2 separate regions of the Mus musculus genome follow, and region 2 is linked to region 1. A link is a contact called in ENCODE Hi-C or POLR2A ChIA-PET data. All regions are on one chromosome and are shown on one strand. Each heading gives the region's core, a stretch centred on a gene start or an enhancer-like site at or near the end of the contact. The rest is flanking DNA. Distances are from core to core; before and after follow the strand shown. Region 1 has its middle 26 kb from the start of 4933401D09Rik. Region 2 holds the start of Chd1 (chromodomain helicase DNA binding protein 1).

Region 1 (7,037 bases), core at 2,872-5,371:
TAAGATCCCTCAGGCTGGAGAGATGGTGCAGTGATTAAGAGCACTGACTGCTCTTCTAAGAGGTCCTGAGTTCAATTCCCAGCAACCACATGGTGGCTCACAACCATCTGTAATGGAATCCAATGCACTCTTCTAGTGTGTCTGAAGACAGCTGCGGTGTACTCATATAAGTTAAAAAAAAAATAAATCTTTTAAAAAAATAATTTAAAGATCCCTCAACTAAAAAAAAAAAGGCTAGGGCCAGCTGGATTCACCACAGAATTCTACCAGATCTTCCAAGCACTAACACCTCAAATACTCTTCAAATTATTCAGTAAAACCAAAGGAAGGAACTTGTTGCAAACTCCTTGTATAATGCCTGTGTTACCAAAATTTTAAAACCAGCTAAGTTCCAAGAAGCAAAGAAAACAATAGACCAATCTATCTAATAAATATAGAAACAAAAATTCTCAAAAAACACTTCCAGACCAGGGAGCTGGAGAGACGGCTCTGCATTTAAGAACAAGAACTGCTCTTGCAGAGGACCTGAAGTTTGGTTCTCAGCACCCACGTCAGGAAGCTCCCAACTACCTGTGACTCCTGCTCCAGAGGGATTGAAAGCTTCTAGCCTCCATGGTGTGCACATGTACATACATGTGCTCATATACACACATGCACACGCACACACATCTGTACACATATGTGTGAGCACGCATGCACACATGCAAGTAAAACAAGTTGTTGCAAACTCAATTTAAGAGTGAAGGAAAAAGATCATTCACAAGGTTCAAGTTAGCTTCAACTCCAAGATACAGGGACTGCTCAAGTTGTGTAAACCAATGCATGTATTTCACCAAATAAGTAGACTCAAACACAGGAATGATGCAATCTTGTCATTAGGTTCAGAAAAAGCATTTGACAAAATCCAATATCACTTCATGATATGAGTCTTAAAGACTCTGGGGATATGGGGCACGTATCTCAACCTAATAGTGGTAATATAAGCCACGCGCCCACCTAACCATGCTAACCAGGAAATCTCAGGGCATTTCTACTAAAATCAAGAATAAAACAAGGATATCCACTTTCTCCACTCAGTTTTTTAAAGACTTACTTATGTATGTATGTGAGTGTTCTATCTGTATTATGTACACCTGCATGCCAGAAGAGGGCATCAGATCTTATTATAGATGGTTATGAGCCACTGTGGCCTGAGACTTGAACTGAGGACCTTTGGAGGAATAGCCAATGCTTAACAGCTGAGCTATCTCTCCTCTTCTCTAGTGGTTAGTCAGTGGGAGTCCAATAAATGCCCCCAAATTATAGGATATTGCCATTGCTCTCCTTTATCACCCAGAACTTGATGGCGAGACCTATCTGCTGAAGACAAAGGACATGGAGAAATCATGTTGGTATTGATCTGGAAACTTCGTTAGCTTTCATAGTCCTGGGAGAAGCACCAACTCCTCATGGTTTATCTTTAAACCCAAGAGAATCTCAACCCTCACCAGAGAAGCTCTTTCTTACTATACATGGAGATTTACAGACACACATAGAATAAAAGATTGTGAGTTTCTTAGCCCTCAATGAGATGTCGATACCACACTGACTCCTCTTAAGGGACAGGGGTCCTGTGACAGTAAGCAGCATGGAACTGGTCATGGGGGCTCATGCTACAAGGTTCATACTCAGTGCAAAACTATCTTCCACAATGATCACCAGTCCTGAGGCCACTGCACCTTTGAGAACTGACTGGGAATAGTATAGTCTTTTGACGGATACAGGGGAGATACATGTACGGGAGATGTGAGAAGTTATCAGTGTTGTATCAGAGAAGACCCGGAGATCCTCTTGTCTGAACTCTAGGAACCTTTGTAGGGTCTCTCCTTAGGACAATACTTTATTGGACCTATAGATAAACCAGAGCAAATCTTGGAAGCTCATCAGCTTCCTGCCTCTCTGATAGACATTGACTAAGTTTCATTCTCTGCATGATTCTGCTTCCCTTGGAGGCATAATTCATAGGCAAGCACTTACCACTCCTTAAGAAAATCTGTGATTTCCAGTCGTTCTCAACCATCTCAGTGGACTGGAGCCTCTCTTGGTTCTTGGCTTTCTTTCCCATCACAGAGTACTTCAGTGCGTCCCAGACTTCCGCTCTGATGGGCTGCTTTACCCATTTAATTCCTGGGCTGCTGAAGTCCATCACTTTATCCTAATGGGCTCGGCAGAGCCTGGGTATGAAAGGAAGGACTGTGTCTGCTCCCATGGCCTCTAGCTGTCTCTGCTTTACTGTTTTACACTTTAAAATTATTTATTTGTATTTTATGCATATATGTAAGTGTTTTGCCTGCAGGTATATGTGTGCACCATGACTGCCTGATGCAGAGGACTGTAACAGATCCTTTGGACCTTCTGTTACAGAGCTGTGAGCCACCACACTGGTGCTGGGAACTGAACTCTGGTCCTCTGCAAGAGCAGCAAGAGCTCTTAACCATTAAGCCATTTCTTCACAAAGTTTGGAGCTAAGACGAAAGGATGGACTATCCAGAGACTACCCTCCCCCCTCCCCGGGGATCCATCCCATAATCAGCCACCAAATCCAGACACTATTGCACAATGCCAGCAAGATTTTGATGAAGGGACCCTGTTATAGCTGTCTCGTATGAGGCTATGTCAGTGCCTGGCAAATACAGAAGTGGATGCTCACAGTCATCTATAAGATGGAACACAGGGCCCCCAATGTAGAAGCTAGAGAAAGTACCCAAGGAGTTGAAGGGGTCTGCAACCCTATAGGTGGAACAACAATATGAACTAACTAGTACCCCCAGAGCTCCTGTCTCTAGCTGCATATGTAGCAGAAGATGGCCTAGTCGGCCATCACTGGGAAGAGAGGCCCGTTGGTCTTGCAAACTTTGTATGACCCAGTTCAGGGGAATGCCAGGGCCAAGAAGCGGGAGTGGGTGGGTAGGGGAGCAGGGGGAGGGTATAGGGAACTTTCAGGATAGCATTTGAAATTTGAAACATATATAAAGAAAATATCTAATTTTAAAAAAGCCATTTCTTCAGACCCCTCCACCTAATGTTTTTTTTTAGATTTATTTATTTATGTATGTATTTATTTATTTATTATATGTAAGTACACTGTAGCTGTCTTCAGACACTCCAGAAGAGAGCATCAGATTTCATTACGGATGGTTGTGAGCCACCATGTGGTTGCTGGGATTTGAACTCAGGACCTTTAGAAGAGCAGTCGGCGCTCTTAACCACTGAGCCATCTCACCAGCCCCACCTAATGTTTTGATATGGAGTTTCTCTCTGATTATGGAGCCCACAGCTTTGGCTAAAGTAGCTGGCCAATGAGTTCCTGGGGAATCTGTCATGTCTCTGCCACCTCAATGCTGGGCTACGGGCAGTAAGTGCCACAACATCTGTCGTTTACTTAGGCGCTGAAGATCTGAACTCGGTCCTCATGGTTGTATAGCCAGGACTTGATCCAATGTGTCATCTCCCCTGACCCCATTTAACACTTCCATTATGCGCACAAATTGTCTAAGAATTAAAATTAAAGCCTACAACTATGCAAATCATAAATTGCAATATGACCACTAGAAAATAGACGAGCCCTATGTTGGTGTGTATCTTCTGAGAAACAAATGTCAAGATGGGGGTTACATATGGGAAGATATCAGATTAGACAGCTGTAGGAAAATGGGAACTGTGAAAAGCTGGGAAAACAGACAATAATGTAAGCCTGAGTGTGAATGGGGTAATAGAATAAAATAAGGAAGGCACGCAAGGTGGGGGGAAGAAGGAAGTCCTGCTGAAAGCACTGTCTTAGGGTTTCTATGGCTACAAGAAAACAACATGACCAAAACAGCAAGTTGGGGAAGAAAGGGTTAATTTGGCTTACACTTCCAGATCGGTAGTCCACCACTAGAGGAAGTCAGGGCAGAAACTCAAGCTGGAACCTGGAGGCGAGAGCTGATGCAGAGGCCACGCAGAGGTGCTGATTGTCAGCTTGCTTCCTATGGCTTGCTCAGCCTGCCTTGTTACAGAATCCAGGACTAAGGGTCCAGAGATGGCCCCACCCACAATGGGCTAGGCCCTCCCTCTTTGATCTCTAATTGAGGAAATGCCTTACAGCTGGATCTCATGGAGGCATTTCCTCTACTGCAGCTCCTTTTTCTGTGAGGACTTTAGCTTGTGTCAACTTGACACACAAAACCAGCCAGTACACACATCGTCCGGTGCTGTGCTGTCTGAGAAAAGGTCTGCCAAGGCACTGGGGCACCCCCAGCCAACACAGCAGAGGCACCCTAGAATCTCTCAGCAACATGCCTGCCTCCTTCACCTGTGGACTATTCAGAGGAAGTCTGCCTAAGAGCAAGCACACTTACCCACTGGGGCATAGCAGGTACTCACTGCTCCAGACCACTTTATTAAAAAAATAAAATTAGCAAATATTACCAAATAATATTTTGTTTTTATTTTGATTTGGAAATATGAGAGTATAGGGCTGGTGCTGTAGATTAGTTGGCAAAAACACTTATTTTGCCTGTGCCAAGCTGTACTGTGTAAAATGGCCTGTAGTCGGGCATGCCTGTGGTAGAGGCAGGAGGATCAGGAATTAATGTCACCTTCACAGTGAGTTTGACACCTGGGAAATATAAGACTGTCTCGAAAGAAAGAAAGAAAGAAAGAAAGAAAGAAAGAAAGAAAGAAAGAAAGAAAGAGAGAGAAAAGAGGAGAAGCATCAAGGGTTAAAACCTTAACAATTCTGACTGGACAAAGATTTGGTAAGAATGAAATTAAAGTCTCTGAACTCTCACAGCCTGCCTGCCACACAGAAATGCTAGTTAGTGCTGTATGGAGACAATTCTGCAGTGAGGTTGGAAACACTAGCTTTCTCTGACATTACTGCCTTCCTCTCTGCATGGTGGGCACTGTTCTTCGTCCCCTTGCTGTGGCCTTGATGGATGAAGGGTGGACAGGAGTGACACGTGTCCATTTCAGAGTGATCTCTCCTCCTCTGTTATTCTTGGAGGAGATAACAAGTTGAGATTAACAGTCTATCGCATTAAAGCAGTCCGAGTGCCTGGAAATCTATGGAAGCCAGGTTTCATAAATTCAGACTTGCAGTGAACTTTGAAGAAAAAAGAATGAGGAAAGAGAGAGAGAGAGAGAGAATAAAAGAAAAAGAAAGAGGGAGAAAGGGAGGGAGTGAAAGAAGGGAAGGAGGAAGGAAGGAAGGAACTCACCTCAGGCTTTTCTTTTTGGTTTTGGTAAAATACCGTATACTCTCCTAATTCAGCTATGGTTACGGTGATGTATGTATTATGTTTATTTTTTGTTTGTTTGTTTGTTTTTGTTTTTCGAGGCAGGTTTTCTCTGTGTAGCCCTGGCTGTCCTGGAACTCACTCTGTAGATCAGGCTGGCCCTGAACTCAGAAATCTGCCTGCCTCTGCCTCCCAAGTGCTGGAATTAAAGGCATGCACCACCACTGTCTGGCTGTATGTTTATTATTTTTATTTTTAAAGACAAGTCCTGTGGTCCAGACTGACTTAAAGTTACCGTGTAGCTGATGGTGGTCTTGAGCTTCTATTCTCCCACCTCCACTTTTTGAGTGCTGGGATTGCATGTGCACACCACCACCTCTGGTTTCATTCTCATATTTTCTCATGCCAATTAAAAGTCAACAGACCGTGCTACAAAGCCAGCCTTATTGTTTCTATCTTTATTCTCTGTAAAAAATACTTCATCTGACGTGTAGAACCTGAGAGGGTGGTCAGAACGCAATGCAAGCCTGATTCTGAATGAAGAAATGAGGAAAGAAGAGAGATGGGCAAGATGAAGGGGAGGGGCAGGCAACAAACGCATTTGGCTGTATAGCCCAAGGACCGGTAAGTTTACAATACTAAGGAGTTGCTGATTTCTTCCTCCTCTTTCTCCTTCTGTTCTTCCTTCTCCTCTTCCTCCTCTTCCTCCTTCTCTTCCTCTCCCTCTTCCATTTCCTCACAGTCAGCCTATTAATTCCTTCAGAATCTATCTTCAAGAAAGACCAAATCCAAAACCTTTCACCACTGGTAGCCATCTTAATTTCTTATCTAGATGCTGTGACCCTCTCCCCTTGTCTCCTTCCTCTCTCTCCTTCTCCCACTCAGGTTCAACACTGCATCAAGGCATCATTTCAGAGCATAAACCAGAGCAGACTGCTTCTCCTGCCCAAATTTCCAAAGGTCCTCCTTTCTCACTTAGAGTACAAGCCAAGCTCTTTTCCTCTCATCCCCACCAATGTCAGCAGAGAGTCTATCTCGACCGTCCTACGTACAACTGCAGCTGTCCTTATGCTCTCCTGTCCTTCCCACCTCCCTCCTCTAGCCCATTCTTTGCTGTAGGTCTACAAGCTGTGAGACTTACTTTCTATTTAATAACTTCAATACTGTCTGCCTCAGAGTTTTAAAAATACTGTGCTAAAATTATTTTGACTACTGTAAAAGCCACAGTATTCAAAGAGGCTTAATTAGCATTATGTAATAATTTTGTTTTGTTTTTTAGGTTTATTTATTCTATTTCTCATGTGTGTCACTGTTTTGCCTCCATGGATGTGTGTATATGTGCACCACGTGTGTGCCTGATGCCTGTGGAGGTCAGAAGAGAGCCCATTAAGGGTCATTGTGAACTTTCATGTGACTGATGGGGACCAAACCCAGGTCACCTGCAAGAGCAGCACAGGGCTTTTGGCTGCAGAGCCCACTCTCTAGCCTCTGTTTTGTTGTTTTAAACATGGTCTTTCTCTGTAGCTCAGGCTGGCCTCAAATTTATGGTAGTCCTGCTGTCTTAGCCTCCTAAAATGAGCACAATGGGCACAGGCCTCTCTACTTAGCTAAAAGGATATTTTTTTAGTGAAGAAATAAAGATTTCTGTCGAGATAAGGCAAAATAACTCACATAAATGAAGAGTAACATCTAATTTCCAAAAGTGTGTGTCCTGGATTGTTAACAAAATACAGATTAAGTGGCATAAAAATCACCAACATAGAGCCTCATAATGCATTT
Region 2 (7,037 bases), core at 1,791-4,290, 48 kb before region 1:
TATGTTAAGTATACATAAATAATGAACTGTAACAGTAATGTGGAGACTATTAAAAATATAAAAGAATTGAATGGCGTTGGAGCAGGCAGTAATTGATAAATGCCTATAATTTCAATGCTCCATTTAATTTGGGGTGAGAATTTTTGTGGAGAGCGGTGAGTGCTTTACCACAGATCCTAAGGCTGTCTTACACATAAAATGGCCCAACATTTTATTTCCATAAACTTTATTTCTAAGAAACAATATGGTTCAAGTAAGAACTCTAAAACACCAATATAAAAATAACAATCGAAAAAAACAAAAACAAACAAACAAACAAAAAAACATAAACTGAATTCACGTCAATTTTATCTAAAGTTTTCTACAGTGGTAGAAATAGTTCCCAATAGTGCTGTCCAACATAGTGGACATGTGTCATATGTCATTTACATACTATTTGAAATGTCAGGTGTAACTTAGAGAATTTTGAATGTTTTGTAATCTAAACTGTTGCATGTGGCTAGTAGCTAACTGAACAACATAGGTGTAGGACATAAAACTCCAAAAAAAGAGGAGTGCAGAAATTCTTACTGCATTTATTTGGACAGTTCATTAATGGCCAAATCAATTTTAATGTCTCTTTACTGTTTCAGCTTCAATTACTTCAAAATATAAACCCTCCAATAGATTTAAATAGATCAAAGCCTTCTATAGTCCCTGCTATCTTGCTATCTTTACACACACACACACACACACACACACACATAATATGCAATGTTAACAAAACTGCTATTAGAGTCATTTTAACTTTTGCCAAGCTAAGACAATTTGATAAAAACACTCAGTTTCAGGTCTCAGGTAACCAGCTGGTTTAAAGAACTTGCTTACCTTGATTCTCCGCTGCCATTTCTAACACTTTCTTCATCACTGTGTCCATTCATTGTAAATATCAAGAAGTTTTAAATAAAACAAAAATCCCCTCAGATTAATAAAAGATGAGTATGAATGCAGATTTCCTCGAATATCAAAATTTCAAAGATGAATTTTCTTCAACATTCACGGGTTTCCTGGGGCTCTCTCTGTGTCACCTGCGGGAAATAGATTAGCAGTTAAGAATATGTGCTGTAGGAAAAGATGTAAGCCCGACTTAGAACTCCCAGAAATGGACCTAGGCCATCAGACTAGAGGTGGCTCGAAGGCCCAGACGCCTTTCACGTACAAGAACTAGGCATCTATTAAGTGCATTCTTGCTTGCTAGGACTTAGCCTGCCACTGCTAGTGCTGTTTTGACAGAAGAGCAACAAACTTTCCAGACTAATTACTACTGTGTAGCACTATTTATATAGATTCCTAAAACAAAGTAACATATACATACTCCCAAAGAGGAGAAAATGCTACTCGGTAACTTCGACAAACAAACGACGAGAGGGTAAGGGTTATGTTTACTGAAGCACTAACTCCTATTACTAAGAACTTCATATCCAGCTAAGGAAAGTTTTTAAATGTTCATTCGGAAAAGAGAGTAATAAAAGGTTATCATGATCTTAGCAAAACTACAAACGTCAAAACAGACAGTTTTTACCAGGTAAACCAATGGTAGAGTGGAAAAAAAAATTATATACCCAGTAAGGTACTTAAGACGCCTTGAAAAAAAACATAAAAAGGCAATACAAAGAATACACACTGTATCTTATTTTCAAGGCAAACGACGGGGACGGGGGTGGGGAGCAAGACAATATTTCCACCTCTCAAGATTTCCGCCAGAGCACTAGAGTCACCTACAAGCCAACCACGAATAAACAAAGGAGATCTCTGGCAGGGGAGGGAGAGGAAGAAGCGGGGGAAGGAGACGTCAGATCCTTCCCCAGCCAGAAAGTACCACCAAGACACACTCGGGACGCAACAGAGTTGTCCTCCGACTCCAGCAGAGACTTAACTGATTATTTCCACTCCAAAGAACAGAGGGGCCAAACAGGCTGCTGCCACCTCCGCCCGGGGGGCCGACTCTGCACCTGGATCAGGATTTCCAACCTGCAGAGCTCAGTCTCCATACCTCTGGGAGAACAGGTCACCTAAGATCCACAGCACTCAACAGTAATTCCTAACGTTAACTATTAATTCCAGCCCCGGTGAAACCGGCCGAAGTCCTCCACCTCCTCTCCGCAAAGTCTGCGCTGAGAAAGTTCACTCGCCTAGGCGCTTTCCCTTTCACCTTCCTCTCGCCCCTCAAGATGGCTTTCCCCGTCCGCTGGACTTCCTTTCCAGCCTCGCCTCCTTTCTCCGTCCGGCCCTAAGTTCTCCTCCGAGCGCCCGGACTCCGGACGCTCCCGCGTCTCAACAATAAGAGCCCCCGAAGTGGCCAGGGCTCCCTCTGCAGCCTCCTTCCCCGCCTGGCAGTTGCCGGGCTCCCGGCTAAGTTTGCCGGGCGGCGCCGCGCGGGGCCGCTGCACCTTCTCCCCGCAGCCGGGCGCCGCGGCCTCCTTCCCGCCTCCCGCTCCCGCAGCCCCGCCGCGCGCCCTCCCGGGCTCGCCCGGCCACCGCCCCCTCCCCCCCACCCGCCCCGCGCTCCCACGTGCTGGTCCCCTCCGCGCGCCGGGCAGCGCCGCCAGGCCGCTGAGGATGCGCCGGGCCGCTCTCCCACGCCCCCGGCGCCGCGCCGGGCCTCGCGGGCCTCGCCCGCTCCCGGCCTCCCCGGCCTCGCCGACCCGTCCTTACCGGCGGGCACAGGGCGAAGGGTGGCGCGGGCCGGCGCCTCGGGCGGAGGATGCCCCGCGCGGGGGCCCGCGATCCTGGATGCCCAGGCCGCGGGACCCGCGCCGCGGACGGCAGAGGGGGAGGGGAGGCAGCGGGCGGAGACGCGCGGAGCTGGGGAGCGGGTCCGACGATCAGTTCATCTCCGGGCGCCCGGGCCGAGCGGGAAGTACCGAGGGCGCCTCCTCCGTCCGCGCTCCCGCCCCGCCGCTTATCGGCCGCCGGCAGCCGCCATGACGCCAAGACCGCGATCGAGCGCAACCGTCTCCGCCGCGCGGCGCCGCCGAGGTCGCTGTCGCCTCCGCCTCCCGAGCGACGTCACCGCCTCGGTTCACTCCCCTTCCCGGCGCGCGGCGGCGGCGCGCACGCCCGGCCTTTCCGCCGACGCGCGGGGGCGGGGCGGGGCGGGGCGGGGCGCCGAGGTGGTGCACGCCCCTCGGGGAAAGCCACCGAGTCCAGCCCAGGCTCGGCCTTCGCACTCGTAACCGGCGCTACCCCTGGCGTTCGTGGGGCTCCCGGGGATGGGCGCTCTGGTCACGGCACGGATGCGCAGGGATCCAGAGCGGGGGCCCAGGACTGCCTGCGGTGGGGGCCGGCCGCGCGCGCCGGGTGTCCGGAGTCCGGTCGGAGCTGCTGCGTCACCCGGGCAGCTAGAGAACTATTGGGCAACCTAGTCGCCTCCCGCTGCGATCTTTGCCTGGGCGACCAGCGACTAAGTCTCCTCCCGGGCGGGGCTTTAGTGAAAGAGAGAAAATAGAGTTCGAGCTGCTGACCTCCCAGGACGCTCCTTGATTCGTGTGTGGGTGGCCCATGCCTGGTTCATAAAAGAACTTTTACAACTGTGCCTGCCTAGATCGCTCCCTGGAATGCGGGTGGAAGGGTGCCGTGCGGAATCGGAACTGGAGGGGCGTTGGTAACTGGATCTAAGGTGCTGCAGCTTAGTTGACAGTTACTGTCATTACTGTATCCGCAGGCCTCAGTATGTCGAAGCAGAATCTCTTCAAGCGTGGTGATGTAGCAATCTATGTACGGTTTTCAATTTTGTTTTTATTATGCTTTTTGGTTTTGAAAGAGCGTTTTATTATGTAGCCCAGGGTGGCCTCAGGGTGATCCTTCGAAGTTTAGGCATTACAGGCAGGCGTGTGCCATCACCACAAGGCTGACTGTTTTTGCAAGGATTTGGAACTTTGTTTGCTTACTTGTTTTTAAATCAAAATTCTTTCTGATTTCATTACCTGGCCTGCAAATAAAAGATTCTTTAAAGACAGTATACAAAGCCAGGCTGGTCTTCCACTTCTCCATCTCCCTGCCTCAGCCTCCGGAGTGGTAGTAAAGGAATTGCTGGTGTACCCACCTTGTGGGTCTAACTTTTTAAAGTTTTCAACTTACTTTTTGAAGTTGCATTTTCTGTAGAGACCTCTCCTTCGAAGTCAAATGAGTTTGGCTGCCATAATATCTCCAAATGATTCTTAAGCTATTTGGGAAATTTCTAATGAAAATTTAAACTTTGCCCGGCGGTGGTGGCGCACACCTTTGATCCAAGCACTTGGGAGGCAGAGGCAGGCTGATTTCTGAGTTCGAGGCCAGCCTGGTCTACAAAGTGAGTTCCAGTACAGCCAGGGCTACACAGAGAAACCCTGTCTCGAAAAACCTAAAAAAGAAAGAAAGAAAGAAAGAAAGAAAGAAAGAAAGAAAGAAAGAAAGAAAGAAAGAAAGAGAAAGGAAAGGAAAGGAAAGGAAAAAAAGAAAAGAAAAGAAAAGAAAAGAAAAGAAAAGAAAGGAAGAAAATTTAAACTTGGAGCTTTATGTTTTGAATAAGATCATAATATACTTCAGTACTCTGTAAACTCTTAGAAACACTGGAGGAAGAAAGACTGGAGAATATAGAGAAATACAATGTATAAAAAATTGCAACAATCTTGCATGTTCAAGTCTTTTTTTTTTTTTTTCCTTTTCCATTTGAGACAAGGTTTCTCAGCATAGGTTTGTGGGTTATTTGTTTGTTTCTCTAGACAGAGTTTCCAGGGTCCTGGTGTTCCCTGTCCTGTTCAAGTCTTAAAAGTAACGAAAAAAAAATACTTGTCAGCTGAGTGACTAAACTCTGTTTCAATTTTTCAAATTAAGTTTTGTTTCTTGTTAGTGTTTGTGGGTGTGCCACAGCCCACGTGAGGCAGTGAAACCAGCTTGCAGGGCTTGATTCTCCCCTGCCACCATGTAAATCCAAGTGCTGGAACTCAGATCTTAAGACTTGGCTGGTATCTTTCCTCACTGAATCGTTCCTCTGGCTCATTCACATCTCTTCTTAGTATATCAAACAACAGCCTAGGGGTGATTATAAACATGTAAATAGCAGAAAATCTAGAAAGTTAGCATCAACTATGAGGGAATTTCATTTTGCTGCTGTACAATTTCCATCTGGAACACTTCACAGACCTTTGGGAGAGTATGACATTTACAGAATCTAACACATTACTTTGTGAATCCTTAACTCTTGAAACATTCTACTAGCAGTGACTGCCAGTGGATGTCTGTGATGGCCAATCTTCGTCGTCAGCTTGATAGGATTGAGAAATATATAGGAGATGTGTAAAATGAACAACTGGATGTGTCAGTGAGGTCCTTTCCAGAGAAAATGAAAGGATTAGGCCTCCAGCTCCTCCTTGCCTGGCTTCAGATTTTGATTGATGCTATGGAAGTGTGGAAGGTAGAGCCTCGGTGGAAGAAGAAGTGAATCACTTGGGGCCGTGCTTTGGAAGAGTAATCTCAGCTCTGGCCCCAAAACAATTAGCCAAAATAAATCTTTTTCCTATAAGTTGATTTTCTTGGAGACCTGATCATAGTGATATGAAAACAAACACCACCACCACCACCACCCCCACCCACACACACACACACGTGGTATTCTTAAACTGATATACTGAGAAACACTTCCAGAATGGTAAAATATGTTCCAGATAGAAAATGGTAGCTCTTTCTCCTTTAATTTTGTGAATCCCAGTATAGGGATAAATATATTCTTTCTCCTACTTAATATTTATATAGAGACAGTCTGACTTAAGATTGCTCCTGTTAGTCTTTTTTTTATTTTATAGCCATAAGGCATTGACATATATTCTGTAGGAACAACTTTTTCTGGGGTAAAGAAATGCCCTATAAGACACAGTGCTGAGCCTGGTGTGGTGGCACACGCCTTTAATCCCAGCACTCGGGAGGCAGAGGCAGGCGGATTTCTGAGTTCGAGGCCAGCCTGGTCTACAGAGTGAGTTCCAGGACAGCCAGGGCTACACAGAGAAACCCTGTCTCGAAAACAAACAAACAAACAAAAAAACAAAACAAAACAAACAACAACAACAACAACAACAAAAAGACACAGTGCTTACCCATAAATCCCCAGTCAAACGTGAACATAGGGTAGACAAAACAAACTCAAGTACCCAGTGTTACTGAGTTATTGTACTCTGTATGACTCATGTGTTATATGCACTTTGGCTTAGGTTAGGGTATCTTCAGTTTTAGCCTGTGACATCAACCCCAGTGCCTTGCCAAACTGGAGGAGATTTCCAAATATCATGTGTAAATTTACAAAGTTCTTTGATAGGTAGGCTTGTGAAATTTTAAGTCATAGTAAATGTGACGCATTTTCTACTTTGCTAATCATAATTTTGTAACAGTCGCTGTTCCAGTGTTAGGCAAAACATTCTCCCAGGACAGAAGTCTGGCTCTGTGCACCACCTCTCCCACCATGCGTGATTTCCAACGTATGCAGTGTTTGGAAGGATTTCCTAGTTCCTTCTGATATCCATCTCACAATTCCCATATTCAGACATCTTGAATATCATATTTGGGAATTTTGACTGATGAAATTAGTTTCTTGTGTGTGTTTTTTTACATTGACTGTGTGTGTATACATACATGTGCAGGTACATGCTATAATTCACATGTATGTGGAGGTCAGAGAACAACTTGAAGGAGTCCCTTTCATTACTTGGGGTACTTAAGATCAAATTCAGGTCATTAAACTTGGCAACAACTGCCCTTACCAGCTGAGCCATCTTGCTAGCTGGTAAATCCTTTTCTTTTTAAGATATGGGTGCTAGTTTGACACAGTCTCCCTATAGTAACTATCATGGCTTTGATTTCTGGGCTCAAGTGTCCCTTCTGCTTCTGTCCCCTGAGAGTTGCAACTATGGGCTTGCATGATTCTACCTTTTTAAATAAGTCCCTTAATACCAATAAAGTTTTAAATAGAGTTCTTAAAGATGATTCTAAGAGGCCAGTAGGTATAAAATCACATAGGCATTGTATAA

The links. Hi-C counts contacts between places; a loop is a spot of excess contacts on that map. ChIA-PET counts read pairs that join two places held with the same protein, here RNA polymerase II (POLR2A).
Region 2: a loop to region 1 is called in a map of heart, with 2.0 times the contacts of the local background. The contact joins the promoter of Chd1 here to the enhancer-like site in region 1. A Hi-C loop is called at or near these places in 3 of 37 maps with a recorded cell type or tissue (all heart). POLR2A ChIA-PET finds 5 or more read pairs at or near these places in 1 of 5 experiments (embryonic stem cell).

The regions. Positions count from the first base shown.
Region 1 is chr17:15,654,340-15,661,376 of GRCm38, reverse strand. No RefSeq gene overlaps it. Among named protein-coding and RNA genes, the nearest start is that of 4933401D09Rik, 26 kb to the right of the region's middle. Within about 2 kb of position 4,121, at least 1 of the 3 ENCODE cell types and tissues checked has a DNase peak (open chromatin) inside an H3K27ac peak, as active enhancers do; it is heart, where a contact is called at or near this core.
Region 2 is chr17:15,700,970-15,708,006 of GRCm38, reverse strand. It overlaps Chd1 (chromodomain helicase DNA binding protein 1), which reads right to left and starts at 3,040. Exons shown (of 36, transcript NM_007690.3): 1 at 2,695-3,040; 2 at 868-1,067. The coding sequence starts at 920. 5830433I10Rik (a long non-coding RNA gene) reads left to right here and starts at 2,630. Exons shown (of 2, transcript XR_001782213.2): 1 at 2,630-3,693; 2 at 5,239-7,037.